7 separate regions of the Mus musculus genome follow, and regions 1, 3, 4, 5, 6 and 7 are each linked to region 2. A link is a loop called in an ENCODE intact Hi-C map of the cell type or tissue named here. Cell type or tissue: heart. All regions are shown on one strand. Links, peaks and the distances in the headings refer to the core of each region. The heading gives the core; the rest is flanking DNA. Region 1 holds the start of Lamtor3 (late endosomal/lysosomal adaptor, MAPK and MTOR activator 3). Region 2 overlaps Gm19708 (a long non-coding RNA gene). Region 3 has its middle 5.3 kb from the start of Mir6380. Region 4 overlaps Dapp1 (dual adaptor for phosphotyrosine and 3-phosphoinositides 1). Region 5 holds the start of Trmt10a (tRNA methyltransferase 10A). Region 6 holds the start of 1110002E22Rik (RIKEN cDNA 1110002E22 gene). Region 7 holds the start of H2az1 (H2A.Z variant histone 1).

Region 1 (4,366 bases), core at 111-4,110, 74 kb before region 2:
ACAAGTGCTGGCAAGTCTCGCTGGTTTCTCTGTATGGTTATGCAGTACTGTAACATAGGAAGGCACTTTTGAGTGACACTGTAGCGCTTTCATCAGTACCTTCCGAATGAATTGTTTGTGACATGGGTGTCTACAGTAAGACAGAAACAATTGGTGTCTGTAATTTATTTGCATTAAAAAGTGCTTCATATTTGCTTTACTTCTGGTCTTTGGATTGCTATGTGAGACTTTCCATTTAAAGTTTTAGGGTGTTTTTTGTTTGTTTGTTTGTTTGTTTGTTTTTAAGCTGCAGGTAATTTCCACGGTGTGATATGGGTTTTCAGGTCTGGTGAGGTGTTCATGGAAGCCTGTGTACTTAGAATGAAGTGCTGCTGGTGAAGGAGAGCTCCCTCGTGCATTCAAGACCTCAGAATTAGGTTTAAAAATGAAAGGTCTGATTTGTAAAAATGTAATGTTATATCAGACTTATATAAGGTTTCATATGAGAATTCTTAAAGCTGCTTTTGATTTCTAACGAATGTTCTAATGAATGATTTACAAATTTTTGTCTTTCAGTCTCTGTAATTTATCTCAACATATGAATAAAAAGAGGGGGTGTTCTCACCATAAAAGGCTTGTCTTCATTATATTTTATCCTTTTTTCTTTTTTTCCCTCTCCTTCTCTACCTCCTCCTCCTCCTCCTTTCTTCTTCCTTCTTCCTTCTTCTTCTTTTGAGACAGAGTCTCACTATATAGATCTCACTATCCTGGACTCACTATGTAGACCAGGCTAGCCTCCAGCTTACTGAGATCTGCCTGCCTCTGCCTCCCAAGTGCTGGAATTAAAGAAAGGCCTGCCCCACCATGCCCAGCATAGGATCCTCTTGATATGCTCATTCTTTTATTCATTCACTCATCCATTCATTCAATAAATGTATGAATCCCTGCTGTGTCACAGGTAATGAGCTAGGAGCTGGGAATTATTCATGGATTAAGACAATGCTCTAAGTGTAAATTTAATGAAGAAAACATTATTGTCCAGGAAATGAATGTTTTAATTTTGGTAAATGTAAGAAGATCACAAATTACCCATTTATCTATTAACGCCTATCTATCTTTAACATTTATCTATTAATATTTATTTATTAACATTTATCTATATATTAACATTTATCTCGAGTACCTCTACTATTCTGGAAAGGTCAAGGAAGATTTCACTGAGAAACTAAACTTAAACTAAAACCCAAAGGATGAACAAAAGGGGGGCTGAGACACTAAAGAACAACTTCATGCACAGTGGGCCAACCAATGCTATCACAAACACGCTGGCTCACACAGCTGAGCGGGCCTGCCGGAGATCAAGCCAGCCAACATTCTAGCATGCAGTGGGGATGGTTGGTGAGCCTACCTACACTGAAGTGCTATGGGCAATTGATGGCTTCTGAGAGAGGTGTCAGTGTTCTTTAAGGGTGATCTCTGGTAGGTTGGCCATGCTCCATTGGCTAGTCCCACAGGCCCCGGAGATGATCAGCCCAAACTGGACTTGATAGGTTATGGGGGCGGGGGGGGAGGACACAGTTTGAAGGGTACAGACATGGGGGTGAACCTAAGGGGAGTTAGAGCAGAAGAGTCAGGGGTAAATATGATCAAAATGCATTGTATGAAATTCTCAAAGAATAAAAGTATTAAAACTTTGTGGAAATGAAAAGAAACTTGAGTGGCGATTTAGTAAAAGAATTCCAAAGTAGGTGCTCCTAGAGAGCTTACCGTTTTCTTTAACGGTACACGACTGTTAACATCTGCAGCAAAAGCCATCAGCTTCCATTCCCCCTCCCCGCCCTCCCCCCACTCCCCCCAGCTCAGGCAGCCACTGGGGAGTATTTAGATCCCAGGTGATTTTCGTTTGTCCTCAGGGTTTCTACCAGAGTCTCCTAAGCGGATTACATGGCTGCCCTCTACCACAAAAGAGTTATCAACGCGTCAGTAATGAGAAACACCGGGCCAAAGCAAATGGAGAAGCCTCCCTTTTGCTAAGCTTTCTTGCCTTGCCCTTACAGTGGGCTTTCTTGAATGTACAAACACCAACAAAAAATATAGGCAGTTTTTATTTTATTTTAAGAAGATACAACAAATGCAGGCCCAAGAGCCAAAGCAGGCAGCCCAGTGCATGCGTGTTCAAAACGGACTTAGCAAACGAGCCCATAGGCCCATGGCTCCTGCACTTCTAGGTAAAAACCCAAGAGAACATGTGGTAGCAGCACCGTTAGGAAACTGGCTTGTAAATTAGGTTATCCAAGGACCTGGGACTTCTAATAAGTAGGCTGCTCAGTTTGTTCTCCTCAAACGTCTTCATTCATAAAGATTTACATAATGGGTCTGGGAAAGGTGTACACATACTCCGCACAGGATCATCTTCCGTTGTAGGTGAGTTGGATGGAAATTAAGGTGCAAGGACCGCAGATGCCAACCCAGCTGCTCGTGGCGCAGCGCGCAGGCGCAGGAAAAAAAAAAAAAGCCTCCAGGGGGCGGGGCGGCCGCGCGCGCAATTTCCGCCCGGGTCTCCCCGGAAGTTCCGAGTCCCGGTACTGGAGGGTGCAGCAAGTGCTTCCTGGATCCCGCGGAGGTCACGAGTAATGTGACAGCGACTTGACAGGCGGCTTCAGAGAGGCGACTGAACTGCGGGAACACCGGGGCAGGTCTTCCCAGGCTGGAGCGCGCGTGCGTCTGCAGAGGTCGCCGCTCCTCTCAGCTCGGGGACAGAGTGGGTGGGGAGAGGTGGGCTGGCCACCGGGCAGGGTCCCCGGGAACCTCCCCACTCCCTTGACGGAGATCCAGGGCTCTCGCTTGGCCCTGGAGAGGGTGGATCTCGTGATGCTGTCTGGGTCTGGAGAGGGTGACTAAGCCTCGGGTGCGGGGGAAGTCACGGAAGTTTTCCTTCCAGGAGTGGAGATCGATTCTGCGAGGAAAAGGGGTTCATCATGGCGGATGTAAGTTGACACCCCTTCCCAAGAAAAAGGGGAGGTGGGAGGTTTGCATACGGCTTCTGAGAGGAGAAAGGTAGAAATGTGTTTCAGCCTCGCCTCTCTTCCTGGATTTGTAGTAAGGACTTGCAGGGGCCTGAGCTTCTGTCAGGACCGGTTGTGATGGGCCACTAAGGTGCTTTAGCCTCAGAGAACTATATATTCTTCCACCTCCTAATCCTATTGGAGCATACAAGAACTCTGTGTGGGTGGCACTGGAAATTCTGAAGGATGACTGGCCGCCCTTCCAGTCAGTACCTGTTCATAGGACAGTGCTCTGAATCCTCTCCCAGTAAATAATGCTCTTGGTGTCTCAGTAGGCAGTGTTGGGAGTCTAAAAGGATGGCTAACGCGTGCCCCCTTAACAAGCTATGTTCCGTTTCTATGTGTCTGTTTAAGACGAGAGCAAAAGTAAGTTTGTGGTGGTAACGTGGGAAAGGACACTCATTCAGTTTGGGAGATAGAGGTTCAAAACAGCACACATTTAGAGTGGAGGTCATAATTGTCAGTATCTTTGCCAAGAAGCTGAATGTTAGAATAGTTTATCGGAATTAGGATCATTTAAAAAAAAAAATTCATGGGCAATCTGGATGCCCGGACATGGGAAGAGATTTATAGAGGATTCTCAAGTGAATACGGTAGCATCCGGATGTAAAATATTAGGAAGCACGTGACCTCATTTTACAGCAAATCTGTATTTGTGTGTCCCAATTCCAAGTACACTGACATAGCCCTTACTAACCTTTGACAGCGTTCTTAGGTTGTAGGGTCTGTGATTATCCCTGTAGACATGTAACGAAGCATATAATGAAACTGAGGCCTAGAAAAAGGTTAACTAACTTCTCCCAAGTTATACACGTCAGAGATGAAATGCCAGTGACAAGTGGTGAGTTCATGTCCTTTAGGGATAGGGACAGGGCTAGAACAGCACAAGGTAATAATGGTCTTTTAAAAATTATTCTCTTTCAGGATCTAAAGCGATTCCTGTACAAAAAGTTGCCAAGGTAAGAAATTATTGATTTGTTGCTGAATAAATTCTGTGCAACGTGTTAATCTTACAAAGTATTTTGTTTCTCCTTTTAAAATTAGTATTTTTATAAATTTCATGGTAATTATTTACCACATTTAAATATAAAACTAACCCCAGGTATCCTAAGAGATGGCTTGAGTTTCCAGATAGCTCGAAGCCGAGCTGTTGGATGACTTCTGTGTGGTTCTACGGGGAGAGATGCTGGGGACTAGAACTTAGATTTCCTGCCACTTTCAATTTTTTTTTTTTTTAAAAACACACTACCGTAGTTGTTTATTAGCTTATCTTTTAAAGTTCTTAAGTAAATTTAAGAAAAGAAGGTTAAAACTTGCCATTA
Region 2 (4,366 bases), core at 221-4,220:
TCCCCACACCACATCAAGGGGACTTCTCTTTGCAACAGATAGACTGTCATAGAAAACCACGACCCATCAAAAATGCAGAGTTGTGGTGCTCAATCCCAATAGATACATCTACCTACAGCACAACTCCTGCCCCTAAGGCTCAGGGATCACAGGAGGAAAGTGGGTGGGAAGAGCGTATGAGAAGAGGAGCAGGAAGTTTGCTGTGAGATTGTCTCCTAGAAATGTCAGAGAAGCTGCCCCATAAAGTCTCACCAACATGGCTGCCTAGACAGGACCTGAACAAGGGTGGTACCAACAGATATGCTAATATGTTGCTTTTGAGGTACCAACCTCAGACAAAGAATACAGGCAAGGAAGGAATGCTGAAAGCAGGACAAATAGTCTTTCTTACGGAAGGGCACACCAATAGGTATCCGATACCCAAATGATCGTTGGGTATCGGATAACCTATTGGTGCAGCCCTGAAAACATACATACAAGTAACATTATACAGACTTAGCAGTTGTATTTAAGAACTCACACAGGCATATACACACACACACACACACAGATGCACACACAATTAAAGAAGCTATGAATTCGAAACAAAGCAAGGTGTGGGCACCTGGAAAGAGGTGGCGGGAAGAAAAGGAAGGGGGAAAAATGATGTAACTATATTAAAGCATCATACGAATAACAGTTAACAAAGAGAGAAATGAGTGGGAGGGGACTTAGAACTTCTGGGGAGCATCGTGGAAGGCATGGCTTCAGTTTTGCTGTGTGACAGGTTGGGCCGAGAAGCTTGGGAACAGGGAGACACTGTGGCTTAGGTCTGCCAGGCTTACGAAGGGCTTGACACGTTGCCTTAGACCACTGTTCTTTCCTTACGGACTCCAGGGATTCAAAACCCAGCTCTGGTGCTGTTTTTAAAATTACAAAATATTTTCTGAGCTACAATTAAGTCAGTGGTAAAGTCAGACTTTAGCAACATGCTTTTGGATGTGCTAAAGGTCCTTGAACGACTTTCCTTGAAATTGGATCAACAAATAACGTATTTCTTACAGTAACCCTGGAAGCTATGAGTTGGCACTGTAGAGAATAGAACTCCTCTCGCCACCCAGCGGTGGGTGGCCTTAGTTCGTGGACCAGGTACCCAGTCTCCCTCACGGACTCAAGCAGGACCCCTGTGCTGAGGATATCTCACCACTAGGTGGCAGTCATACTGTATTGGGGCTGCGATTGTTTTATGTGTTTAGCTCTCCCATTGCTTCACCCTCCCGTTTACATTTTCTTTAAAATGGTTGATTCTAATGATTTTCTCTTACATTCATGGAAGATACTAAACTACACGTTTAAAACGATTCCGGTGTAATGTCTAACCTGTCTTGTCAAGCTCTGCATGGTTTAATTCTTAGTTCTACTTTACATTAAATGCTTTGGAGGGTTTGTTTTTGGTTTTCGAGACAGGGTTTCCACTGTGTAGCTCAGGCTGTCCCGGAACTCACTCTGTAGACCAGGCTGGACTCGAACTCAGAGATCCGCCTGCCTCTGCCTCCCCAGTGCTAGAAAGGCCTGGTTTGTTATTGTCAGGAAAGGGCCTTAGGTTTCCCAGCTGTCTTCAAACTCCATAGGTAGCAGAGAACTCCTGGTCCTCAAAGGGTTTCCAGCCTCTGTTGCCACACCCAGTTCATGCAAACTTCGGCTCCATGCTAGAGGAGTAATAGTTTACCAACTGCACTACATCCCCAACTTCTAACACTGAGATCGCTACCAAAAAGATTTAAATGAACGAAAAGAGATTAGAATAGAAAGCTTCCATTTTATTCCTGAAACGCCCCCAAGTCCCTCTGCCCTGCCTCAAACACGCTACGCTTTTAGCGCTTAGTTTTATTTTTGTTTCTTTGTTCGTTTTGTTTTTTAAATCCTAGCCTATTTAGTAAAATATAGATTTTCTTTTTTTCATTTAAAATAAGACCTGAATGTATCTATAGAACTACTGAGGTAAAAATCCTGCCTAATAATAATAATAATAATAATAATAATGAGAAGGAGAAGGAGAAGGAGAAGAAGGAGAAGGAGAAGAAGGAGAAGAAAATCCAACCATAGGGCTCTCAGAATTACAACGGAAACAGTTTACAATAGTTCCCTGCAGGGAAAATTTATTTGGATACAGGAAGGTGGAACTGGAACAAAGAGAAGAATTAAGAAGAACTAGAAGATGTTTGCAGAAAAAGTATTGTAAAGATAACAGGGAAGAGAGGAGGGCACAGATGAGATGGTGGAATCAATGCCTGAGACCTAGAGGAACAAAAGCCCCGAAAGGAACCAGAGATCTAAAGGCTGCAGAGAAACAGGAAGTGTGCGCTTCACAACAGCCACCCACAGGGGGCCGTGTAGAGCCCTACACTGAACATAAAAGCCAAGGGCTAGAGTTTTGACTCTCACAGGTGGTCGGTCACTAGCCTGAAAATCCCCCACCGGGGTACTGGTTCATTATGTTTAAGAGCAACCCCAAGTGAGTCTCATGTTCTGCAGAGTTTGAGTACCATCAGCAAAGCCCATGCCAGAATCTGCAGATCAAAACGGCATGGTGATGGATTTGTAGTTCCTAGACAAGTGATTTATACTGCGAGTTTGTGTCAAGTCAAAGTGCCCTAGGACCTAAGCCACTTTATGGCTGTGTCCATCAATGCTTCTAAACAAAAAAGGTCCCCACCACCCCTAAGACTAGGACCTCCAGTGTAAGTGTGTGTGTGTGTGTGTGTGTGTGTGTGTGTGTGTGTGTGTGTGTAGACACCAAAATGTCTGGATTATATAGGGAAGAGCCTCTGGGAGAAGAGCAGTCCAGCCTCTGGGCTTGAAAGTTCAGGGTAGAGGGTATAGTATGCCAGGTAGGGACTGAGGGATGCTGGGAGAATCTGGAGGCCATGCCCACTTTAAGTCCATTAAATATTGTGAGGTCCCTTGTCTCTGTGCATCCTGACTGCAGCGTATGCAAGAGGAAGGCAGGCAGCAGGGCCCAGTGGGTCCCATGGAAGCACCCACACTCTTTCCATCAGCAAGGCTTCTGTGGCTACAGAGGTAGCTAGTTCACACTCATGACCTGGGGCCTAGATGTCCCATGGAGTGGGATCTCGAACTTGGTCCAGATTCAGCAGTTACAGCTATGCAAACCAGTATGAGACACGAGAAGAGGAGAGAGGTTTGGGAGCTGATTCCAGGGAATGATGAAGAGGCCTCTGGGGAGTTGATCTCAAAGGTGAAGAAGACCCGTGTCCTCTGGGCTCAGGTTAGGTAGATTCCTGGTCCTAGTGACCTAGTCTACCTTACTGTCCAGTGAGATTTCTATATCTTGGAAGGAGACAGCCCGGTTCTGCTTAGCAGTGTCATTCCTAAGTAATGTTTCCTTTAATAATTCACAATAGCAATAATTCCAGGTTCCCCTACTCCATGTGGTTTGGCAAATCTGGTAACACCACAGCACACCAGAGAGATTACCTTGGACTCTGAAGGCTTGCCCTCTCATGGTTAACGCTTTCCCAACTTCTCACTGCCACAGAAATGTAGGTGATTCTCCTTTCCACTTTATCTGCCCCAGGCTCCCCCACCCTCATCGCAGCCTTCTAGCGAAAGTGTTGAGGGACCAGATTTTCACCAACAGTTTGCTTTACGACAGGGCAGCCAGTTTATATGGTTCGAGCATAGCTTCTACGTTTGTAGAAGAAGCCTTACCATCCAGTGGTAGGTTCTAGGCTGAATTTCGCCAACACCCTCACAGCTCATTGCGGTGAGCAGGTTGCTGTGCTCACTATTCCACAACCTGCTCAGGGGCCTTCCCTGCTCTCCAGCCTTGACGGGCTCATTTGAAGGGACAGAGTCTCCCCTGAGAGGGAGGCCAGCGTTTGCACATGCTAAGAGCTCTACGTGATAGCATCCTCACCAGCTGTGCTCTGGGTGTCAGGGGAGGGAGTGTGTCCCCCTGTGCTGTGGGGAGTTGGAGAATTGTCTCTGCTGCATCATTGACTCTCCTGCCACCTGAGGGAGGAGCTTTCTTTCTCCCTTAAGAACAGAAGACCTGGAGTGACAGGCAGCAGAGCAGCAAGTCACTGTGAGAAACCCCCACTGCTTCTCTATACAAACATGGGGATGCGGTGTTGGCAGATGGATGGCTTGGATCCAGAAAGCTCAGGAGCAAACTCTACACTGACTTTCCTGGGATGGACAAACTGATGTGACCCAGGGGCCAATAAAGTCACTAAGGAGGAGGAGGGGTGTGTTGTTTCGCAAAGTCTCACATTTATGTGTCCAAAAGATACACCATCTTTTCAACATGCCAACCAAAGGTGGATAACTACCCTAAAGTATGCTCACAGCATCTTAAACTTTA
Region 3 (4,366 bases), core at 219-4,218, 210 kb before region 2:
ACTGGTTTACCTCTCCGTGCTCCTTTCGTTACTTCCCATGCACCCCTTGTAGTATGTGCTATCTTTGCTGACAATTATGGTAAACTCTTAAAGGGCTATGAAGATTCAATGAGGCAGGCATGGAAAGCACTGGAAAACATGTTCAGTAGGTACTAAACATGCCAGAGTATTAATCATTATTGTGTGGTTAAAATCATGCATCACACAGATGTGTAATCCAAGGCTGTTATTTTATTATGCACGGGAAGAATTGCTTCAGCACTATGAAGTAAGCTACATCACACATAAGAAAAGAATGTGTGTGTGGCAGTTTGTCTAAGAAGGAATACGATAGCTACGATATATAAGTATTTGGGGGAAATTGGCCTCACCGTGTCAAAGGTTTTCTTTAAGATCAAACTGATGAAACCTGGAGAGATGGCTCAGTGGTTAAGAGCATTTGCTCCTCTTGCAAAGGACCTTGTCCTGTTCTCAGTACATACGTGATGGCTCACAACTGGCTGTAACTCCAGTTACAGGGGATTCAATGCTCTCTTCTGGCCTTCCCAGGTGCCAGGTATGTGAGGTACACATAGATATGCACAGCCAAAAATAAAAGTAAATAAATCTCCTTGTTAATGTTGATGCTAGAGCTGGGCTGCCATCAAAGTCGTCAGTGTCAAAAATGCATCTTTGCAGCAGTCTTGAAGTCTGCAGCAGAGTCGCTTACAGTGCTCAGAGCAAATGCAGTCATTGGCATTAATGGAACAGGAATGGCTCCCGAGCACGCTGCTAGGGAGGTCTTTCTAAAGCATTGTTCAGAGCTGCAAGTTATCCTAGAGATAATGCTGGAACACTGGAAGTTGTTAATGCTTGCAATTACCTTTCAGAATGAACACTGGTGTTTATTGGAGCATGGATATTGCGTACGAAGATAGTACACTGAGGATCTATAAACAATGGGCACTGACTCTTCAGTCCCTTCTCGTCCTAGAAGGAACACCCTAGGCTGAGAAGTTCAAAGATACTGGGCTATAAGGAAAGGCTTATACTGAGACACAGACTGAAGTTCATTCAAGGATATCAGGGATGCGAAGTCATTTTCAGCAACCCAATTCCAGGCTGAGCCACCTTAGACAAGAAGGATCATTACTCTGTGACTAAGAACTTTCATTACTTGTAAAACAAAAACAATCATATTCTCACCTCATGGTCTTGAAATTGTAAAAAAAAAAAAAAAAAAGCTGGGCGTGGTAGCACACGACTTTAAGCTCTCAGGAGGCAGAGGCAGGCGGATTTCTGAGTTCAAGGCCAGCCTGGTCTACAAAGTGAGTTCCAGGACAGCCAGGCTATACAGAGAAACCTTGTCAAAAGAAAGAAAGGAAGAAAGAAAGAAAGAAAGAAAGAAAGAAAGAAAGAAAGAAAGAAAGAGAAGATGAAAGAAAAGAAAAGAAAAGAAAAGAAAAGAAAAGAAAAGAAAAGAAAAGAAAAGAAAAGAAAAGAAATTGTGAGTAATGTTAGATAGGACAGAGACATACCAGGACTCTGCAGATAGTAACCACTATCACTGTTATTATTTTCCAGGACTGGACCTTAAACCCTAGAGGTCTTGGATACCAAAAACAAGAACAAAGATTGCTCTCCTGGAATGTGCCCACTGACTGCCTCCTAGTCACAGAGGAGACAAGCTCTGTGCAAGGAATCCCAGAACCAGCAGAAAACCATTGGCTACCTTACATTTAACCTTCTGTGCAGTCATTTCTCTAGAGAAGCTAAACCATGTGTGGTCACAGCCAGGATATGCCTGAGCACATTCTTTTCCAGGCACCCTGCCTGTCTTGTCAAGTCACTAAGAGAGCTCTGGGGTTTAGCAGAAGTTCAGAAGATAGGCCAACGGGACAACGTACAAAAGAAAGACAAACCCAGGCTTCCAGCAGAAAGTATTTCTGAGCACCCAAGAGAGAACCAAGATGTCGCCGACGCTAGTACAGAGAAGTCCTGCAGAAGCCGCCAAGAGATTCCAAGGTAGAGAGGAGGGGAGCCTGAAGAGCAGAGTCCTGGGAAAGCCTGTCTCACTCAGAACATAAATGGCATGGTGGACTCCACTCCATGTGGCGGGACATGTTGGTAGTACCGCGATATCTGTGTACTGTGTTTAGTACAGTATATATGTAGTCCTGTGTTTAGTGACAACCCGGGGCTATTGTGTGTGATGGAAATAGAAAACAGGGTTTCCTTTCTTTTTAGGCTAGAAAATAAAATGGCCACAGGATGGCAGTACAAGGTAAGAGATGAAGGTTAGCCAGGTATTCTGTTAACTTTGTTGATTTGAGATCGTCTCATTTGCACCAGACTGGCTTGGAATGGCCTGCATGTCAGAGGTCGACCTCGAACTCAGATCCTCTGGCTTCTGCCACTGAGAGCTGAGATTGCAGGCATGCACCATCGTGCCACCAGCTTAGTCCTGGGTTCTAAACCCAGAGAGGGTTTTGTGAACGCTGGGCAACCATTCTACCCAGCAAGCCGCATCCCTGGACTGAATTTTGGAAACGACAGGCAGAATGCAAAACCCTAAATTATGGAGTTCTCTGATTAAAAGTAATTTCTGAACTGAGTGTGGAAATACTTTTCCTCCTAACACTTATCTGCTATACTGTGTAAGGGTGCATGCATGTGGAATCGCACTGCCCATCACTGAGAGCTATTTACTGGCTTGATTTGAAGTGAAGACGCATGAAAGGCCCTCGGCCAGTACAGCAAAATGTGGTGGGAAGAGAAGAACACGGCCAGAGGGAAGTATGAATCAAAGACGGGCTTGCAATAGTCCCAGGACTCAGAAGCCAGCCTGGGCTAGATGAAGTCTCTATCTCAAAAACCAAAGGCAGACTGGGGATATAGGTCCACTGTAGACTACTTGTCTAACATGTACAAAGCCCTGAGTTCAACCCCCAGCACTGCATAAACCAAGCAAGGTTGGCACGCACCTGTAATCCCAGGTGGTAGCAGACATGCAATTCCAAGTGGTGGCAAGAAAATGAGAAGTTTGAAAACTCATAGCCATCTTCAGCTATATATTAAATTTAAGATAAGCTGGATCCTGTCTCAAAGCCAATTATTTTAAAAGGGGAGGAGATCTAGAAAAGCAGCAATAGTTTAAGATATGGGTGCATGGCTCAGAAGGTAAAGGCACTTGTCACCAAGGCTGACAAACTGAGTTTGATTCCCAGGCTCTGCCTTGTAGAAGAGAACCCTGCAGTTTGCCCTTTAATCTCCAAAGCAGCACTATTCAAGTATTTAAAGGTAGAGAGATGGGAGGTGGAAAGAGAGGCTTGCTCTGACTTAGATGGGAGCATGTATATTCATAGCTGGGGGAGTCTTTGTCACCTACGTGTGCAATTGGCCAACAAACCTACAGAAGAGGATGGGACACAGCCCCATCTAGGATCAGAAGCCATTCCTGTAGTCCACAGGGGAAGCTAGGATACCATCAAGTCTCACGCGCACGCATAAACACACACACACACACACACACAATCAAGCTTAATTAATTTCTTCAAAGTTTAGACAGCACCCCTTTTCACATGGCCACTTGCGCCTCCATTTCTCCACACAGACTACGCAGAACTCCCCCTCACCAGAAGCAAACTGGGTGCTAACTCGGGTACAGTAAGCTACTTAATAACCTAAGACAGAAAGCTTAGATGTCATTCGGACAGCACAAATTATGAAACATTTTACTTGAAGAAATGATCATATTGCATGCTTCAAAACAAACAAACAAACAAGCCACTTGGAATGAATTCTACAGTCTGCAGCCAGCAATCTCACTCAGACAAAAATCCCTGCCTGCTTCCAACCACTTTTACAATAAAGCTCCAAAGGTTCCCTAAGTTCCTAGGGTCCTTTTAGACTTGAGACTGCAAGAGACCTCACACGAGGTCTTCCCGCCCAAGTGTAGCACCCAGCCAAAGTGAGCCCTTCTTCTGGGGCAGGAGGGGACGTTTCTGTTATCTCGCCCTTCGAGGATGAAAGCCAACTCCATCCACCCTTAGACCTAATAGCCATCAGGGCTCCCTAGCCGGGCTTTCTTTAGACCCCAGCTGTTCCCTTATCCCAGGAAGGATCTTTGAAGCCGCTCATTTGCATGATTGCTCACTTAGCATCTCTAAACCCTTTCACCTAAACTTCCGCGGGGCTCTGTTTTATTCCCGTATATGTTCCGATCTAGTATAGTAGCCTTGGCTGCTTTGGAATGCAGAATCCTCCTGCCCAATCCTTTCCAGGGGTGGGACCAAACTCCGGTCACCACACCCAGCTGTCTGGGTACCTAACAGAACTGCATTCGGTAGACAAGTGGAGAGAGTCGCTCCTGAGAGCACACGACGCA
Region 4 (4,366 bases), core at 140-4,139, 53 kb before region 2:
CACCTGCTTCTCAAGTTGTTACTTAAAGAAAATCAAACCTGGGTTAGATCATAGACAGGCATTAACAAGCTGTCTGTTGTTCATTGCTGCCGAAAGTTGCTCACTTTCTCTGTGTAACAATGAAACTACAGTTCTATAGCTAATATCTTTATTCTTAGGACTTCCACAATCAAGATACTGTATCCTTGCAGCTTTCTTCTAGCCGGCTTTGGGGCTTAGGAAAAGAAGTGATGGCTGAAAGCAGTCCTAAAATCTGGCAAGGTCTGAGTGAGCTGAGTTAGAGGGAGAATAGCTTACATCTTTCAGTCTGCATACGGTTGACAAACTTTCAAACAAAAGGTGGTGGAAATGAAGACACACCTGTTTTTGTCAGGACACCATCCCAGAAATATATATAGGGATATCCCGATATACTGATCGTAGCACAGCAAAACATTTCCTCTGCTGCTAGGGTCACATGGGGCCGAAACAAGACAGATCCATCTATCACCAGAGTCAGTGAAATGATAATTAAAATTGAGAGGAAAATCTCAAAGCAGTAAAGTTGCTTATGATGTGAATGAATGAATGAATGAGTGAGTGAGTGAGTGAGTGAGTGAGTGAGTGTGTCCTTGTTGCGCAGTGCACAGCCTGAACCTAGACAGCCTGCCTCTTTGTTGAAGCCACTTTAGAGGAGGTATTGTGGCCTGTGTAACTGGAGGCACTCCTAGCATGCCACACCGTCGTGTGAGGTTAGGTCCCTGTCCCTCCATCCAGATGTGTACACGTGAAGATAGATAGCTTTTGATTCCTTGGCTTAAAAGACTTTTAGAAACATTTCCTTTATGAATATATCGTACCAGAAACAGTTTACTCGTTCCTGTGAGTAATCAAATTGAACAGCTGAGCACTCTGTTAGGTCTAGGATCCGAATTGGTTCTGGTGACTGAAAAACAAAACGAAATGATGTCACATAAATAAACAAATGCGCGTGTCCATCCCTTAGCAAGGTTTCTGCTGCGAGCAACGGTCAGTTTCATTAAGATAACAGATGATGGCAAAGCCTGACACAGGGGAGACACACGCTGGGGTTTGGGATCTAGCTTTTCATGGATTAAGCACTGGGAAGACATTGCTGGGCCATACAGATGGCTCAGTGGTTAAGAGGGTGATCTGCTCTCCCAGAGGATCAGTGTTCGATTCCCGGCACCCATACCAGGCAATTTAAAACTGCCTGTAACTTTAGCACCAACCGGTTCAATGCCTCTGACCTGGTACCAATACTCATGGGTACATACTACCACACAGGCACATGTTCATGCACATTATTTAAAAATAAAATAATTTTATTTTTTGTAAAAAAAAAAAAAGATGGATGCCCCTTTTGTCAATTTACATCAGATCGATGTAGATTTTTAAGGAAGGAGTCATATTTTCTCCCATCTTTTAGAAACTTCTACTATTGCTGAACTCTTGTATAAAGAAAAAGTAAATCATTTTAAGTTGGCATGATAAAACGAACCTGGGCACTGGACATACTTTTGTTTATTTATTTATTTATTTATTTATTTTAATGAGAACGGAGATTTTTTTTTAAAGATGTTTTAAATTTATTTTTATATGAGTACACTGTAGCTGTCTTCAGACACACCAGAAGAGGGCATGAGATCCCATTATAGATGGTTGGGAGCCACCATGTGGTTTCTGGGAATTGAACTCTGGAAGAGCAGTCAGTGCTCTTAACCAGTGAGCCATCTCTCCAGCCCTGGATATGCATTTAAGGCAAGGGGAAATTGCCTCCTAGGCAAGAAGGCAAAGGAAGAATTCCTTTGTCCCAAGCAGAGGGAGCCAAATACTGCGGAGAGCGACAGCTGCACTGACCAATCAGCAGCCTCTGGAGGGAGCCCTCATTTTAGCAGAGTCAGAATAGATCAGGATCAAGAGCCCCGATCCTGGGCTGGCAACATGGCTCAGTGGGTAAAGATGTTTGTGGTCAAATCAAGCCTGATAATCCGAGTTTGATTCCCATGAACTGCTTATTGAAAGGAGAGATGCAACTCCATAGGTTGTCTCTGATCTCCGAACAAACTCTGTGGCCAGTGTGCCCCGCCCCCTCATAATTGGGTCTCTAGACTCTTGTTTCAGAGGATGTCTAGAACCTCACGGAACCAACACCTAAGCAGCGGCGGGAGTGGGGATGGGGTGAGGGTGAGAGAAGAGGGGAGAGTGGGGGAGGGGAGGGTACGCATGTCTTTCTCACCATCTGGTCTTTGAAATATTTCAGTTCGTTCCTTTGCAAAGTAAACCATCTTGTTTTCCAGGTCTAAGGGGAGAAAATTTGTTTGAATACAAGAATGTAATATCTAAACTTGATGGTTTATTTTCATTTTAAAAGTATATAAAGGATTAGATGAAATAAGCCTAAAATATTTGGGGGTATTTTTTTTTTTTTGAGGAAAGTTTCAAAATACTTATAAAAAAATAAGATGAATCTATGTTCCAAGATCACAATAGAAATACCACGAGTTTATTTAAATGAATAGAACCAGGTGTTTTAAATATTCAAGGTGATTTATAACAAGCCATTTAAGTTTCTGTTTTATTAATGCTATAATAAAAATTGCTATCAACTTTGAGACCCTTCTGTGAGCTATGTCACCACCCCAGAAATTTATGTATATTTGGTGTATACTCTTGAAACTTCATTTATATATAATGCATATTTACCCATTGCATATAAAGTAATGTCATCTATTATTATTTATTATTATTACTTTAAAGCGGATACAGTTGAAGTTTAGAATCCTTTAATCACATGACACTCTGACTCTTCTCTGGACTCAACAGCAGAAACTGTTGCTGCTGTTTCCTTCCTATGTCTTAATAATGCCCTGATCTGTCTCAGCTGGCAGAGCATCCAGTTAAAAGAGACAATAGAAGATTGCAGAATAAACATTCAACGGGCATAGTTGTTTATGCCTTTAATCCTCACACTGGATGTTGAGAAGTAAGACTGTATGCTTGAGGTCAGCCTGGGCTGTGAAGGAGACCCTCTCTGGATAGGAAATGAATCAATAAACAGGCTACAAAAAATGAATGTCTCCCATCTTCAGTGAGCATCCAGTCTAGTAAGGACAGAGATAGCTGCACGACTAGATTAGACTCAAGCAGCCTGGTTTACAGGAGAGAGGGCAGGACTCTGACTCTGACAGGAGCTAAAACACTGCATGACCATGGCTATGACATGTGAAAATTAAAGAGAGCTTTAAAGGCACAATTGCAGGCAGGGAGCAGGCAGGGGCCCTGGATTTGTAGACTGTGTTTACTTTGGTATTTTATAATGTCATTTTTCTTAAGCACCAGTTATGTGTTTGGCCTACCTTTCAGTAAACAGAGGGCTGGAGAGGTGGCTCAGTGGTTAAGAGCACTGGCTGCTCTTCCAGTAGGTCCTGAGTTCAAGTCCCAGCAACCACGTGGTGGCTCACAACCATCTGTAATGCGGTCCAATGCCCTCTTCTGGTCTGTCTAAAGATAGCTACAGTGTACTCATATACATAAGATGAGTAAATAAATCGAAGAAGAAGAAGGAGAAGAAGAAGGAGAAGAAGGAGAAGAAGAAGGAGAAGAAGAAGGAGAAGAAGAAGGAGAAGAAGAAGGAGAAGAAGAAGGAGAAGAAGAAGGAGAAGAAGAAGGAGAAGAAGAAGGAGAAGAAGAAGAAGAAGAAGAAGAAGAAGAAGAAGAAGAAGAAGAAGAAGAAGAAGAAGAAGAAGAAGAAGAAGAAGAAGAAGAAGAAGGAAGAAAATTGGCCCCTCCACGGAACACACTGCACAGTGCTTCCTTTTTAGTATGAACTGCAGATCACTCACATCGGGCTTCGTCAGAGAACAGCCAAGTCATTTCTCAGGTAATATAAGTGGCTCAAAATAAGTTTATAATTTTCCTTTAAAAAAAAATCTGACAACATTACGAACCCCACTCCCTTACCTTTACCAGGCCTCCCTGCTTGGTGAGATAGCCTTCTTTGGTGCCCAGCTGTAAAAGAAAAGGTCTGGAATGAAGCCCAGAATTGTCACATGTTTGGCCTTGTGCTTCTATCCCTTCTTATCTCCCAGTACTGGGGTGTGGGGGGACGTTACTCCAGGCAAGCACTTTACATTAAGCTGCAGGCTTGCCCTGTCCTGCTCTATGAAGAACATGTCTGCCACTGATCTTTAACTGACCCTCTCCAGGTCTTGCAACTCTCCCCGGTGCCACGGGAGACACTTTGCAGACTGGATCATCCGACATAGTCCATATCCACAGGCACTGATGGAAAGGCTCTTGATTACCTCAAGCTGGCAACTTGAAAACAATTAACAACAGGTGATGTTTGTTAGTGTGCAGTGAA
Region 5 (4,366 bases), core at 193-4,192, 150 kb after region 2:
CCTAAGTTCGATGAATTTCTATTAAAAATTTCAGTTTACAATTTTTTCACTTATGAAAGACCATTGGTAACTTTCTTACATAAATTAGAAGTACGTTGGGCAATACTAGATCATCCTCTCAACGCAGAAAAAAATAAGAGCATTTCGTCTGTTTCGCATTTCAATTTCTTTCAGTGGGGCGATCTTCGCCTCGAGACCCGAGCTTACACAGGCCTGTGGGTAGAAATGCAACGCTTGACCGGGAAAAACGCCTCGCGGTAGCCACTAACCATTCCCGCAAAACCCAGGCCCAGACCCCGCCCCCTACAGGCTCCTCCTCTTTCTCCGGTTTGGAGTTAGCGCAGTCCGATGACGTAAGCCGTAAGTGCCGTAACCGGGCGCGCAACCACCGCCTCTGCCTCTGGGAGTTGAAGTTTCTGAAGGAGGACGACCGCGTGGAGCCGAGAACACTTCAGAAAGGCTTTCTAACCGCACCCCGGCGTTCCCCACCGGCCCCGCGGCACGGTAAATATGGCACTGCGGCTGTCGTGCCCCTGCCCGTTGGTATCCTTTCGGATGCCAAAGGAGCGTGAGCTACCCTAGCCTCCGCTGCAACCAAGGCTTCCGGAGTAGAGGGTGAGGGCCTGGGAAGTAGTTGCCGGTTTGCGGAGGAAGTGGCGTCAGGTGTGCGTTTTCCACGCCCCTCGCCACTCACGTGCCGTCTTCCAGAGTCGTGATTGGTCAGCTGCGGTTCGTTCGCGGGCGCAGGGCCCCGCTCGGGGCGTGCGCGCGCCCGGTTGTCGCCGCGGTGTGCGCTCCGGGTTTCTGTTGTTTAGGAGAGTCCCTACCGGAAGTGTGGCAGAAAGGAGCCATGTGGAGTCTCAGGGTAGCTTGTCGCAACGCTGCGTTGCGCCTAGAGGGCAGGCGAGCCGTTTTCCCTTCTTTTCCTCTTTTTCCTTCCCTGGGTCAGGCCGTCGCATGTAAGGGCGCCGAGGGGCAGTTGCTGCCCAGGCGGCTCGGCCTCGTGGTCAGCTGAGGATGAGGTTAAGATGGACGCGTTACCGGTTGCCACTGAAATATTTTGTGTTTAAAATGTGGTTGCGTGTCCGGAGATGTAAAATTACTCATTTAAAAAAAAAAAAAAAAAAAAGCTCTCCTGAGATTCCCTCCCAAGCCAGAACTCAAGCCAAAGGGACTTTGACAACTGAACAAAGGGCTATTGCTACTGCGGTACAGACCAACGCGTTTAAAAATAAAAAAAAATAAAATAACATAAAAATACCCTGAAGTAGGCATGTATTGATTTTAGAGTTACCGAAAAGAAAGCTTAAAGACTACGAGGGCCGTTTTAGTCGATTTGATAACAGCCGGGTTTTTGTCTTTGGCATTAAGTGACGTATGCTCTTCCCCACACCAGATAGTCTTTGTCAGTATTACTCAGTTTTGAGTTTTGTAATCCTGTCTGATAACTTATATCCAAGAATTAACCATCCAGGTTTTTTCTTTTTAAGATATGCTAAAGTAAAGTCTCAGAGTTGTTTTATCTTTCTGTAAAATGTTCTTAAATACTTGTTAGACTTGGATTAGTGGATTAAAATGTGCTTTAAGCATCACTGCTGGTCTGGGAGAAGCCTCAGACTCGCTGCCATAGAGATTCACCTCGTGACCCAAACTAAAGCCGTGTGTTCAAAAGTGCCGTGTTTTACATAATGCATCAAATTCTTACTCTATTACTTAGTAGACAGTCGGAGCGGAAGCTATCTTGGTGAAGTCTAGACAAAACAAGACAGCCAGCTAGTATTTTATCTGCATTCATGTATTTTATAAAATGAAACATATTTCATGTGTTGTTCAGTAGTCTGGCTTATTTAATCAAAGCTTAGGAAACACCCAGTACAGTGTTTCAAGAATTGATAAAACACATTAATGTTAGGACAAGCTCACGATAGGCTGCTCAAAGATGTTACTATTCTGTGATAGGTCAAGTTAAATTTAACTGGAGACATTTTAGATGTGAAAGACAAAGGCTCCCCCTGGTGTCAGAGAGCTGTAAAACACGGCTTTTGTAATTCTCACAGTTAAGGCAGCTCAACACTTCAAAATTTTGAACATAGAGAAACTACTGAAAAGTATTGCCACGGATAAATATTGCTTTGTTTCATAGGAATTTAGTACTAGAGACCAGAGGAGTTAGTAACTTTGAAATTACTCTCTTCGTTTTCTTTTAGAATTCTATGAAATCCCATATCTACTCAAGTTATCCTCTCGGTTTGGAATAAGTCAACTGAGTTTCAAGTTTCAGAGCTGTGCTCTCTTGAAAATATGTTTCATAAAATGTTTTCCTGTTAATTTCAATTTTGCTTTTAAGTTTGCATTACTGAGTCTTGTTTTTTCCACTATTCATGCCTTTGGGCATATACATTTTTGAGTTTTATTTAATGCCTTTAGAGCCATCTGTCAACAGTGTGCAGTAGCACTCTCCCTTCAGAATTCCCCCATCCTCAGGGTTTTAGGTTACTGGGAAGTTTTGGTGTTGGATCTGGGTTTGAGTAATAATACACAATTTCATCCCTTTAATCAGTATATTCTCTCTGCTAGATTTGTTTGAGATGCTTTTTTTCATAGGAATTTAGTACTAGAGACCAGAGGAGTTAGTAACTTTGAAATTACTCTCTTCATTTTCTTTTAGACTCCTATGAAATCCCTTATCTACTCAGTTATCCTCTCAGTTTGGAATAAGTCAACTGAGTTTCAAGTAACGTGACACTGCACTTTCAAAGAAATCGAGAAGCATAGAGTAAAGCTATTGTTTAAGTTCTGCAAAAGTGTTGTCCTCATTATTACATCTCGAAGAGTAATTGTGTTGTTGTTTGTTTTTGTTTTGGCTTAGATTATCGTTTGTTTGCTTAGATTAACTAGCTAGCTCTGTAAGAATGAAGAATCTCAGAATGTTTCTTAAGGCCACATGCTATTTAGCAGATTATGCTTTGTCTGAGGCAGGGACAAGTAGGCAAACACTTGTAAGCCTTGTTATTAAGAACATATTAAAGAGAAAAGATATTTCAGTGTAGTTCGCCTTCCCCCAGTCAGCAAGTTGAGTTCTAGCTGTTATGGATAAAAATGTGTGTGGTTGGATTTAAATGAAGATTGATTTCGGTCAATGCTAAGAATTTTGCGGACTGATTACAGAATCAATTTTTATATTTTGTTTATAGCCATAGCTAAAGCATTTACAGATATATAGTGACATTTATTAGAGAGAGAAAGAAAACTTGTATCATTCAAGTTAGAAAATCCAGATACCCATGAACAGAAGTGGAAGGTATGTGTGAATATGTGCTTTAATAAATAATATAAAAGGAATATTAGTATTTGCATTGTCTCTCAGATTTAAAATGTAACTGTTACCTCTCATCAGTAAGTAATTTTGGAAATACCATTTTTCCTGGCTGCTTAGCATGAGTAACTAACCTATATTATAGAAGAACCATTGGTTTACTCTCTATGCTGACACTCAAATAAGTTCTCACTTTTTACAGTTAAAAATGTTAGGATGAATAAATTATGATGCAGCCTTTACTGTACATTTCTGACTCGCTTACAGGAATTTATTCTAAGAAACCATTGCTAGGTAAGAAAGTATCTACAGTAGTTCAGTTCTCTGAGGCTGTGATAAAACACCATGGCCAAAAGCAAGTTAAAGGAATGGTATCTGGCTGATGCTTCTAGACCACAGTTCATCACTGAGGGCAGTCAGGGCAAAGCAGAGACCATGGCGTCTGCCTTTCCGCTTGCTCCATCGCTCATGCTTAGTGACCAGGACCACCAGCCTAGGGATGGCACTGCCCACACTAATAAGGACAGCTCCTCCTCACAGACATGGCCACAGGCCATCTGGGCAGAGCCAGTGTTGTTACCCACCCCCCAATCCCCAATTGAGCCTTTCTCACATAACTCTGGTCTTGGTCGATGTCACCTTGACAGCGGAAGCTAACTAGTGTTGGTGCTTTTATAACTCTCAAAACATTTGCACGCTGGAAAGAACATGAAGACCGTCTATAGTATATGTAAACACTCTATTTCTTCAGTCCTTCCAGGACAGTCAATGAATGGTATTTAATTCATGTCAAGTGAGAGTTAAAGATCTTTGCCAATAAATGAAATCTAACTATCTAATGTGCATTTTTATCAATGATAGTGCTTAGCATGTAGTGATCTCTATTGGCCATTTGGCCATTTGGGTAATTTTACTTTGTAAGTTGCCAGTTCGTGTAAAAAAATTTTTGCTTTTCAAATTTTTCAGAGACAATGAATATGTCATCTGAAATGCTGCCAGCATCCATCGAGTCTACTAATGTGGAGGAAAAGCTGGGTACGAGTGACGGTG
Region 6 (4,366 bases), core at 187-4,186, 72 kb after region 2:
GGAACCCCCACTACCACCATATCGACACTGGCATTGTTTAGCTGGAAATCCTTGAAGGAGCCACACACCTATTCTGAAGGTAAGAACCCACGTTAGAACCGAACCAGGCTGTGTCTGATTGTGGGGGAGGGGGTTGGGGGGAGGTGGGGAGCTTGGCCAGGGCTGGGTTCTCAGAGAGGGGAGACCTCAGGAGGTTTTGCGGAACTTTGGGTATTAAGAAATTATGGTGACCAGTTGTAGTCTGGGACCTTTAATCCTAGCACTGGGGGAGGCCGAGGCAGGTGGATATCTGAGTTCGAGGCCAGCCTTGAAAACACAGAAAGAAAGGAAGAAAGAAAGAAAGAAAGAAAGAAAGAAAGAAAGGAAGGAAGGAAGGAAGGAAGAGAGAGGGAGAGAGAGAGAGAGAGAGAAAGGAAGGAAGGAAGGAAGGAAGGAAGAAAGGAAGGAAGACAGGGAGAAAGCAAGCAAGAAAAGGAAAGGAAAGGAAAGGAAAGGAAGAAAGAAGAAGGGGAAGAGGGAGAGAGAGAGAGAGAGAGAGGGAGAGAGAGAGAGAGAACATTACCATATACCCTGTGTGTCAGAACTTTCAGTTTTATATTTTGCTAACCACAGGAAGAAACTCAAGAAAAAAAATCTGTTGTGTTGCGATGACAGACAGGGCCATATGACAGCGCTAGAGTGATTCTTCCTTGGACTATACAGAAACTCTCGCCTCTTGATTAGCCAGGAAGCACATGTGTCTCACACTGTCTTGGACTATCTCCAGGGCTTTCTTACTGCCCAAGGCATGGTCAGCCTCAAAGAAAAGTAAAAATGGCGAGCTCAAAAGTCTGCTTGCCTGAGAGAAGGGGACTATATTTAATCCATTTTATTAACAGAATCGTGTTCCTTAGCCCCCCAAGTCCATAAAGTGTTCTCGGGTTGAATATCTGAAATAAAAACAAACAAACAAACCTCAACCAGTTACATAGATTATTTGTGGTCATGCAGATTTGATAGTTGACGGGGTAACAACTCTGAATGGTTTTGTGGGGACCCACCTTGACTGTGGGGACCCACCTTGATTGCCTATCGTAACCGTAAAGGTCTCCAGCTGGACTGCCTAGGTTTGAATCATGCCCTACCTCTGTGTCTCAGGTTCCCCGTCTATAAAATCAGTATAGTAATTGTACTTAATTCATGTGGTTCTTACCAGAATTCAATCATTAATATGTGCGTAAATGTTAAAAATGTTCCTAGTTAGTTGTACTTACTAATTAAGAAACTAAGATTTGGAAGGTATTTCTTTTTCTTTCCCATGACCCTGAGTTATGGCTTAATAACCATTGCTTTATTCCAGATGTTTTCAGTCTCTTCTGGGCACGTTTTAGTGGCAGTAGAGAGGGCAGAGGGCTTGTCCTAGGGAGAATGGTGGGGTTGGGATGCCTACAGGGAGAGAAGGTAGACGCTGCAGTTGTCAGGGGTGACTACTTCTCACTTACGCACATGCCTACTCAGAGGAAGGAACCCTTTTCAGCGTGGGGATGGCATTCATGTCAAAAGGGGATGGTTGGCGGTGTTATTTTCCTTTCCACAAATGTGGATGTTTAAAATAGGGCTTTATCCAATCGGCATAGGTGACACACAGACTATGTATAGAGGTGGACTTGGGCCTGGCAGATGATGAGGGCCAGGTCTCACCAAAACCTAGTCGTGGTTTTCCATGGACCATGCCCGGGGAATCGCCCCAAAGGTTGCTAGCACTGACCCCTCTGTTGCCTTGGCAAATCTGCCTGTCCAGATCTTGACTTGTTTGGAATGAATCTATCTCAGAGCGGGTGAACTGGGATTTTGGCCGTATTTTCAGGGGCATGCCAGAGGCTCACATTTCCTCTCTGAACCTCCCTCCAAGCCGCACTGTACTCAGGGAGGGTAAGCATATTCCTTGTTCTTTCCTGCGTTTTGACTCTCTGCCCTGCAGAGCTGGCGTGCAGCCAGGGGAACCCAATCGCTGAGCTGTAGCTAAGGCTATATTTAACATGACTTATTGTCTTGTAGTGCGTTTACAAGTTTAGGAACGGTTTTGAGCTTGAGTAGTCACTGTAGGGATTTGAAGTATTGTCCATATTGTCTTTCTGTATTCCTTCAGAATGCCTGTAGCTTAAATTTATTTAAGGAGCTTTTAGGTCTCGGGAAATTCCCCCTTTAAGCTTTGAGTAAACACAGCAAGGATTTTAGAAGAGGTTTGGTTTTTTTGTTGTTGTTGTTGGGTTTTTTTTTTTGTTTGTTTGTTTTCTGTTTTTTTTGTTTGTTTTTTGTTTTCCCAATTTGAAACAAATAGGTTATGTTTCACAGAGTATAAGTCTGGCCAAAGGGAAGGATGACGAAATATTCTTGTCCTGTGAAAGCTTCTATGACCATCCCTCATCTGATTTTGCTCTCCAAAGAGGGAAAGACAATGCAAATGAGGCAACTATAAAATTACCATATGCACAAGTGGGACTTGAAATATTTCTGGAGTTTCCTTAATGGATTTGAAGTACCGTGAAAAAATTTGAATTTTGAACAAGGAGAGAAAATTCATTTAATCAGAGGCTGGGGAAAGATGGCAGCCAGCGAAGGGTAATTGTGCGCTTGCTAGACGCCTCTAAAACAGATTACAATGAACATTTGGCTGATTTGAATCAGAAGCCACATTCCTCCCCCACCCCGCCTCCTCTCCGCATCTCTTCTTTTTACCCTCAAGTGTAGTTTCGATATGACTAGGGAATGGACACTAAAAATATTTCTGGAATGACGTGACCCTCTATCTCCCCATCCAGGAGAGCGACAAAGCTGTACAAGGGACAGCACATGCTTTCCGTTCATTTCTGGCAGACCCCTGTCCGACCTACAGATGCTGCTTCGTCGCTGGCTAATGGCATTCAGACCCCCACCCACCGACGCTGTCAGACAAGCAACTGGACTGGACAGCTCAGCAGCAGGACACTGGCCACAATCGCGGCCAGAGCCGCAGCCCCCTGGCTACAGACCACCTCTGCTGCCTCTTTTGGGAGCCCTCCCACCTCCCTCTGGCTTGCCGAGGCCCCACCACAGGGGCTGAAGAACTGGGCGGTGGTGGCAACTGTGGCAGTGGTACCTACAGCCTTGGGGCCAGCCCAAGCACGTGGGAACCTGTTTCAGGCCACTCTGTGGCCCCTCCGGGACCAGAGGGGGACCCAGGACAGCCCCAGCGCTCACCACTGCCTCATCTTGTCTCTGAAACCTGGACAAGGGCTCAGAATGGAAGGCGGTACGTCTGACATGAACTCACAGACCAGCCTGACGCCTGCGGAGGACCCGGTGAGCCGACCACAAGACAGCCCGGAGCCCAGGCAGCAGCTGCGGCCACTACCTGAGCCGTCAGCCTCTACCCTGCCTGAAGCCAAGTATGTGGAGACGTGTGCTTCAGCTGGACTCCGAAGGGAGAGTCCCCAGACCCTGAAACTGCCACCAGAACAGCAGGCCTCCAGGAGTCCAAAGACAAAAGCCCAGGATGAACCCAGCGGCCATGCCCCTGAGGCTCCAGCTCCGGGGGAGAGTCCTGCTTCCTCCCAGTGCCTCCCCTCCCAGGCTTGTGAGAACGACTTCTCGTCTTCCTCCTCCTCCTCCTCCTCCCTGGTGGACAGTGCAGAAGACAATGGCCTTTCCAAAATGGACGATCCCACCAAGTTACTGGGGGTCCTGGCCACCTCCTCTTCATCCTTAGGCTTTGAGAGTGATCCCGAAACGAGCTGCCGACAACACAGAGAAGAAGCAGGAGACCGGGCAGGAGCGGGGGAGGACAAAAGAGGAGGGGTCGATGATGGAATAGCGTCCTGCAAGGACATTATTGCTAAGTCCCACAGCAAGAGGGGTCCCCTGAGAAACGAGGATGCACACTACATCACCACCCATGAGATCCAGCTGACTGAGGTAGAGCAGGGTATGGATTTCGACGTGGGGCTGGCTTCTCGCTGGGACTTCGAGGACAACAACGTGATCTATTCATTCGTGGACTACGCTTCCTTTGGTGGCAGTGATGAGACCCCAGGAGACATCACCACAGAAGAAGATGATGACAATAGCTGTTACGTCAGCACCACACCAAGCACCAACACCACTCGGACTCCCAGCCCCATCAGCAGCGACCTGGCTCGACCGGGGGCAGGCAGCAGCGGCCGTGACACCAGCAGCACGGAAGTGGGCAGTGGCCCCTCTGACAGTGACACTGTCCCTCCACCCACTGGACCTGGCACTGCCACTCCACCTGAGCCTTTGCTGGAGCTCCGGGAGGCAGCCTTAGGGGCATCGGCCACTGCTGCAAGCAGCTGTGGGAGTGCAGCAAGCCAGATCCTCCTGTCAATCA
Region 7 (4,366 bases), core at 157-4,156, 130 kb before region 2:
AAAGTATAAACCGGTGATATAACTCGACGGGTGCTAGCTGTGTGAGAGTTGACTACCTGATACCTGAGTTTATCTCTGGAACCCTGGAAAGAGAGCACTCACTCAAGTTGTCATCCGATTTCCACAACTATAGTAATGAGGTGAGCACCCGCGCCCACCCACATGGCCACACAATCATGTTTAATTGAAAAGTGCTACGTATTAATATAAATGCGAAATTCGCAAGACTCAGATAATTATGGTCTCCAAGCAGCGAGTGATAAATGCAGGTGCTGTAGATCTACTAACTGCACGTCTAAGTGGCTGGCATCAGGACAGTACCGTGTGTACAAGTCTATTTTTTTTTTTAAGCCCAGCATTTGTAACTGATTACATGAACCATCTGTAACTGCTTGTGAATCATGTTACAGTTACCCCACTGACATTTACCAACATTTGTCATGTGGCAAAATGTTTTAGTGTAGGAAAGCTGACACATAATAGCTTTAATGTTTCAACAAATCAACTTTAGACACTAGGCTATAGGTGCATCCCATTGATGCGAAGTCTTCGCAAAAATATGGCCGGTGACTTCATTATAAAAAACCGCTTCATCCCAAGCTTCCTGTGTGTAGACAAAATTACTTGTTATCCCCACGGTAACTTGGCTCCACTGTTGTTATGAGACAGGATGAGGGGGGTGAGGGGTAACAAGAGGTGAGGACAGAAGTGGAGGAAGATGAAAAAACTACCGGGGGTGGGGTAGGTGACACTTTTATCAGGGAAGTGGTTCACCAAGTAGAGGCCGAGCTGAGCTCTTCTTGCCGGACGCCTTCGAGCCACCTGTCAGAAGGCAGGACTCTGAAGGAAACCGAGATCTGCGGACACGAAAGGCCAGGCCAGAGGGCAACCGAGAGGCGCCGGTTGTCAGCGAGGGGGCCAGGCTAGACCGGGAGGGAAGCTCACGTGGTCTCCGGAGCACCGCGGGGGAGTGGAGGGGGGGAGGCTGCAGCGGGGAGGACGCCAGCGCGCGCTCCTCCCCAGCCTTCCAGCTCCTCCCTCCAGGCACGTGACACCACCGTCCACTCGCTCGGTGGCGCAGCGCTCTGTTGCTGCCCTCCCGCCGCGGCGCCCCTTCTTCTCCCGGTCCTCGTCCCGCCGCATCTCCTCCCCCCCTAACTCATCCCCCACGCGCCAATCATCGCTCGAGCTCCCGAGCGCCCGCCCCGCCACTCCGCTGTGCGTTCTCCCATTGGCTGGAGCCTCAAGGACGCGTCCCGAGGGCGGGAGGCAACCATTGGTGGGCCGAACCGGCCGAGTTCCCGGATGAGGGAACATTCTGCAGTATAAAGGGCGCGAGGAAGGCGGGAGACGGCGCAGTTTGAATCGCGGTCCGACGGAGGAGTGGGCGCTGGGATCTCGCTGAGCGTCCGCCTGGCCTCGTCTCTTCCTCGCTCGTCGGAGCTTCAGCACGGTCCGAGATGGTAACGTGAAGAGTGACGGCGGGCGGCCGCGGGCTGCAGGCTCCGAGCGGGCGGGGCCGCCGTCCCCGGGGCTGGGAGAGGCGGCGGCGGCGGCGAGTGGGAGCGTGCGGGGACGGGGTCGGGACGAGCGGAGGGGAGGTGTTTTCGGAGCCCCGGAGCTCCAGGCGGGAGGCGACGGTTGGGGGGGCGCGCACGGCGCGGCTGGGAGCCGGCGCGGGGGCGCGCAGCCGCGGCGGGCTCGCGGCAGGGGTCGGCGGGGGAGAAGGGCGGGCGGGGGGCGAGCGGCGGCCCGGGGTCCCCGGCGGGGCGGGCGGCGGGCGGCCGAGCGCGCGCTCGCTCGCCTCCAGGACGCGCTGTGGTGGGGGAGGGGCGCGCCGCCTTGGTAATTCTATCTTCTCCGTCCCTCCCGGGCTCGCGGGCGTCGGCGGCGCCGCAGGCTGGCGGTAAGGCTGGAAAGGACTCCGGAAAGGCCAAGACAAAGGCGGTTTCCCGCTCGCAGCGAGCCGGCTTGCAGGTGGGTAGCAACTGCCGCAGTCGGGTGACCGGGCCTTTATGTTTGCACCCCCCTTGCTTGTTTGTCTGCACCCTCCATGGGTGTTCCATCTTAGCATGAGTGATGTGTCGCGACTTGGCCCTGCGGAGACAGTGAATACTGGGGTTTGGGGAGGGGGGGCGTCGGATCACATGTGTGTTAACTGGCGGGGCGCGTTGGTGCACCACCACCGTCCTTGGCTTTGGCGCGCACATCTTATCTTAACGAATTTCCTATCTTTGTGCATTTTTTTTCTTGTTTGTTCGTTTGTTTGTGTGCATAAAAATCAAGTTCCCTGTGGGCCGTATTCATCGACACCTGAAATCTAGGACAACCAGCCACGGACGTGTGGGCGCGACCGCCGCTGTGTACAGCGCAGCCATCCTGGAGTACCTCACCGCAGAGGTAAGCGGGAGTACGCCTGTGATCTGGAAAAGCTCTGGGGGGGCGGGGGAAAGTGGCGAGAGAGGAGGAAAGTGATGCAAGAAAACTCGCAGGCCCTAAGAGCGGCGCGCAGACCGAGGGAGCGCTAGAGGGAGCTCGCGTTCAGCCGAGGAGGCTGCTGGGCCAGAGTGTGCTGCTCCTGCAAATGCAATTGCGTGCCCCTTCGGGGTTTTTTGGGTGGTTTTTTTTTTTTTTTTGCATAATTCTGCATAATTTTATCATTCAGGTAGTAGGGAATGACAACAGTTGGTAAATAACACCATTGAGGTTCAAAGATCTTGATTGAAAGTAAGTTGGAATATTGATCATCAGATTTTTATTTATTTTTTGCCTTTTAGGTACTTGAGTTGGCAGGAAATGCGTCAAAAGACTTAAAGGTAAAGCGTATCACCCCTCGTCACTTGCAGCTTGCTATACGTGGAGATGAAGAATTGGATTCTCTGATCAAAGCTACCATTGCTGGTGGTGGTATGTCATCCCTAAACTCCTAACATTCTATTTAAGAAGAAAATTCCTACACTCCCATTGTTTCTAGAAGAGATTTCAGTACAGGGTGCTTTCATGGGGTTTGGCTTTCCACTTAGTTTTTGCTAAGATCATTGTTCATCCCTCAAGTTTTCACTTTGTATATGAATTTTACCTGCTTTGAGTTCATGTATTGTTTTTTTAAATGTTTATCCAGAAGGTAGACTTAATCTGTGTCCCTCTCCTAGGTGTCATCCCACACATCCACAAATCGCTGATCGGGAAGAAAGGACAACAGAAGACTGTTTAAGGATGCCTGGATTCCTTATTATCTCAGGACTCTAAATATTCCTAACAGCTGTCCAGTGTTGGTGATTCCAGTGGACTGTATCTCTGTGAAAAACACAATTTTGCCTTTTTGTAATTCTATTTGAGCAAGTTGGAGGCTTAATTAGCCTTCCAACCAACCAAATTTCTGCATTCGAGTCTTAACCATATTTAAGTGTTACTGTGGCTTCAAAGAAGCTATTGATTCTGAAGTAGTGGGTTTTGATTGAGTTGACTGTTTTTAAAAAACTGTTTGGATTTTAATTGTGATGCAGAAGTTATAGTAACAAGCATTTGGTTTTGTACAGACATTGTTTCCACTCTGGTGGATAAGCTCAATAAAGGTCATATCCCAAACTAGCTTTAAACTTGCTTAATAATCGGGACTTACCTTAGATCTCACTCAGCAACAAGTACATTCTCTGCTTACTAATTAAACAGTGCATCTGTAGTCATAACCCCGTGGTACTTTTGTTGTTTCTTTGTATCATATGACCTCTTAGGGTCTTAAAACTTGGGAAGAAGCTGGAGGTAACTGCTTTTGGCGTCCCCCCCCCCCCCAATTGACAGTTAACTAATGTGAAAGGGCCTGTATCCTAAGGTGGGACACAAGTACAGAGACCCTCAGGGTACAACGAAAGTACCTCCACCGAATGAACTTCGGATATAATTTGCTTTTAGTGACCAGACACAGGTGTGAAATGCTAGTCACATCTTGATTCATGCCAAGCATGTTCCATTATTATACATTGACCCCTTTCCCCTCCCTGAGCCTTAAGACATGTATCCTAATTCCTGGAGCAAATCAAACAGAATAGGAGGTGCTTAAGCAGCCTATGTGGATGAAAGAACTTCCTGCCTTACAGCTGCTTTAACCCAAAGAGCTGCATTGTACCTGCCAGGTGGCAGGTGGGTCAGATGTGCCGCTGAGAAGGGCTGGGGAACTGCGGGGGTTGGGGGTTCCAGGGCTTCCGATCCAAAGCAGGAAGCGCCTGTAGGACGAATCCATGCGGCAATCACTCCCTAACGGAGGCCCAGGGCTTCCCAAGACCTAAGGGCCAGGAGGCCTGGCCTCTGATCCTTGTGGATCTGGTCGTGAGGGTCCCTGTCCCCACCCCGGTGGCGCGGAAGGCGG

What was found. Peaks named below come from ENCODE experiments on the same cell type or tissue, not always from the same donor. Only the 100,000 strongest peaks of a DNase experiment are listed, where the experiment ranks them.
Region 1: it touches region 2 in a loop (2.1-fold over the local background); 5 of 42 quality-filtered maps call a loop at or near these places.
Region 3: it touches region 2 in a loop (12-fold over the local background); 17 of 42 quality-filtered maps call a loop at or near these places.
Region 4: it touches region 2 in a loop (2.2-fold over the local background); 11 of 42 quality-filtered maps call a loop at or near these places.
Region 5: it touches region 2 in a loop (8-fold over the local background); 39 of 42 quality-filtered maps call a loop at or near these places.
Region 6: it touches region 2 in a loop (2.4-fold over the local background); 8 of 42 quality-filtered maps call a loop at or near these places.
Region 7: a loop joins it to region 2, with 8 times the contacts of the local background. A loop is called at or near these places in 12 of 42 quality-filtered maps.

What each region holds. Positions count from the first base shown.
Region 1 is chr3:137,915,953-137,920,318 of GRCm38, forward strand. It overlaps Lamtor3 (late endosomal/lysosomal adaptor, MAPK and MTOR activator 3), which reads left to right and starts at 2,603. Exons shown (of 7, transcript NM_019920.2): 1 at 2,603-2,711; 2 at 2,921-2,966; 3 at 3,969-4,003. The coding sequence starts at 2,958. It also overlaps a transcript of Dnajb14 not described here. In heart, for the core only: a CTCF peak has its summit at 2,530 (motif pointing right); a DNase peak (open chromatin) is centred at 2,559; H3K4me3 peaks cover 2,419 bases; H3K27ac peaks cover 1,946 bases.
Region 2 is chr3:137,990,213-137,994,578 of GRCm38, forward strand. All of the region lies in intron 2 of Gm19708 (a long non-coding RNA gene), which reads left to right. Among named protein-coding and RNA genes, the nearest start is that of Dapp1, 11 kb to the left of the region's middle. In heart, for the core only: a CTCF peak has its summit at 2,358; a DNase peak (open chromatin) is centred at 1,139; H3K27ac peaks cover 1,568 bases.
Region 3 is chr3:137,776,110-137,780,475 of GRCm38, forward strand. No RefSeq gene overlaps it. Among named protein-coding and RNA genes, the nearest start is that of Mir6380, 5.3 kb to the right of the region's middle. In heart, for the core only: a CTCF peak has its summit at 2,249 (motif pointing right); no DNase peak of the experiment used is centred there; H3K4me3 peaks cover 627 bases; H3K27ac peaks cover 515 bases; H3K27me3 peaks cover 611 bases.
Region 4 is chr3:137,936,898-137,941,263 of GRCm38, forward strand. Dapp1 (dual adaptor for phosphotyrosine and 3-phosphoinositides 1) reads right to left here. Exons shown (of 9, transcript NM_011932.3): 5 at 3,964-4,011; 6 at 2,240-2,302; 7 at 840-925. Among named protein-coding and RNA genes, the nearest start is that of Gm19708, 4.7 kb to the right of the region's middle. In heart, for the core only: a CTCF peak has its summit at 1,857; DNase peaks (open chromatin) are centred at 1,864 and 4,054; H3K4me3 peaks cover 639 bases; H3K27ac peaks cover 1,125 bases.
Region 5 is chr3:138,143,093-138,147,458 of GRCm38, forward strand. Trmt10a (tRNA methyltransferase 10A) reads left to right here and starts at 356. Exons shown (of 8, transcript NM_175389.5): 1 at 356-504; 2 at 4,283-4,366. The coding sequence starts at 4,288. It also overlaps a transcript of Mttp not described here. In heart, for the core only: CTCF peaks have their summits at 285 (motif pointing left), 860 and 2,012 (motif pointing left); DNase peaks (open chromatin) are centred at 349 and 699; H3K4me3 peaks cover 1,809 bases; H3K27ac peaks cover 1,804 bases.
Region 6 is chr3:138,062,220-138,066,585 of GRCm38, forward strand. 1110002E22Rik (RIKEN cDNA 1110002E22 gene) reads left to right here and starts at 23. Exons shown (of 3, transcript NM_001370862.1): 1 at 23-79; 2 at 2,802-4,366. The coding sequence starts at 2,833. All of the region lies in intron 1 of Gm5105 (predicted gene 5105), which reads right to left. In heart, for the core only: no CTCF peak of the experiment used is centred there; a DNase peak (open chromatin) is centred at 1,952; H3K4me3 peaks cover 1,584 bases; H3K27ac peaks cover 2,665 bases.
Region 7 is chr3:137,863,234-137,867,599 of GRCm38, forward strand. It overlaps H2az1 (H2A.Z variant histone 1), which reads left to right and starts at 1,254. Exons shown (of 5, transcript NM_016750.3): 1 at 1,254-1,463; 2 at 1,900-1,977; 3 at 2,287-2,400; 4 at 2,778-2,907; 5 at 3,153-3,689. The coding sequence starts at 1,461. The coding sequence ends at 3,214. It overlaps Gm43403 (predicted gene 43403), which reads right to left and starts at 1,093. Exons shown (of 2, transcript NR_169184.1): 1 at 732-1,093; 2 at 454-604. In heart, for the core only: a CTCF peak has its summit at 2,546; DNase peaks (open chromatin) are centred at 1,148, 1,988 and 2,488; H3K4me3 peaks cover 3,397 bases; H3K27ac peaks cover 2,854 bases.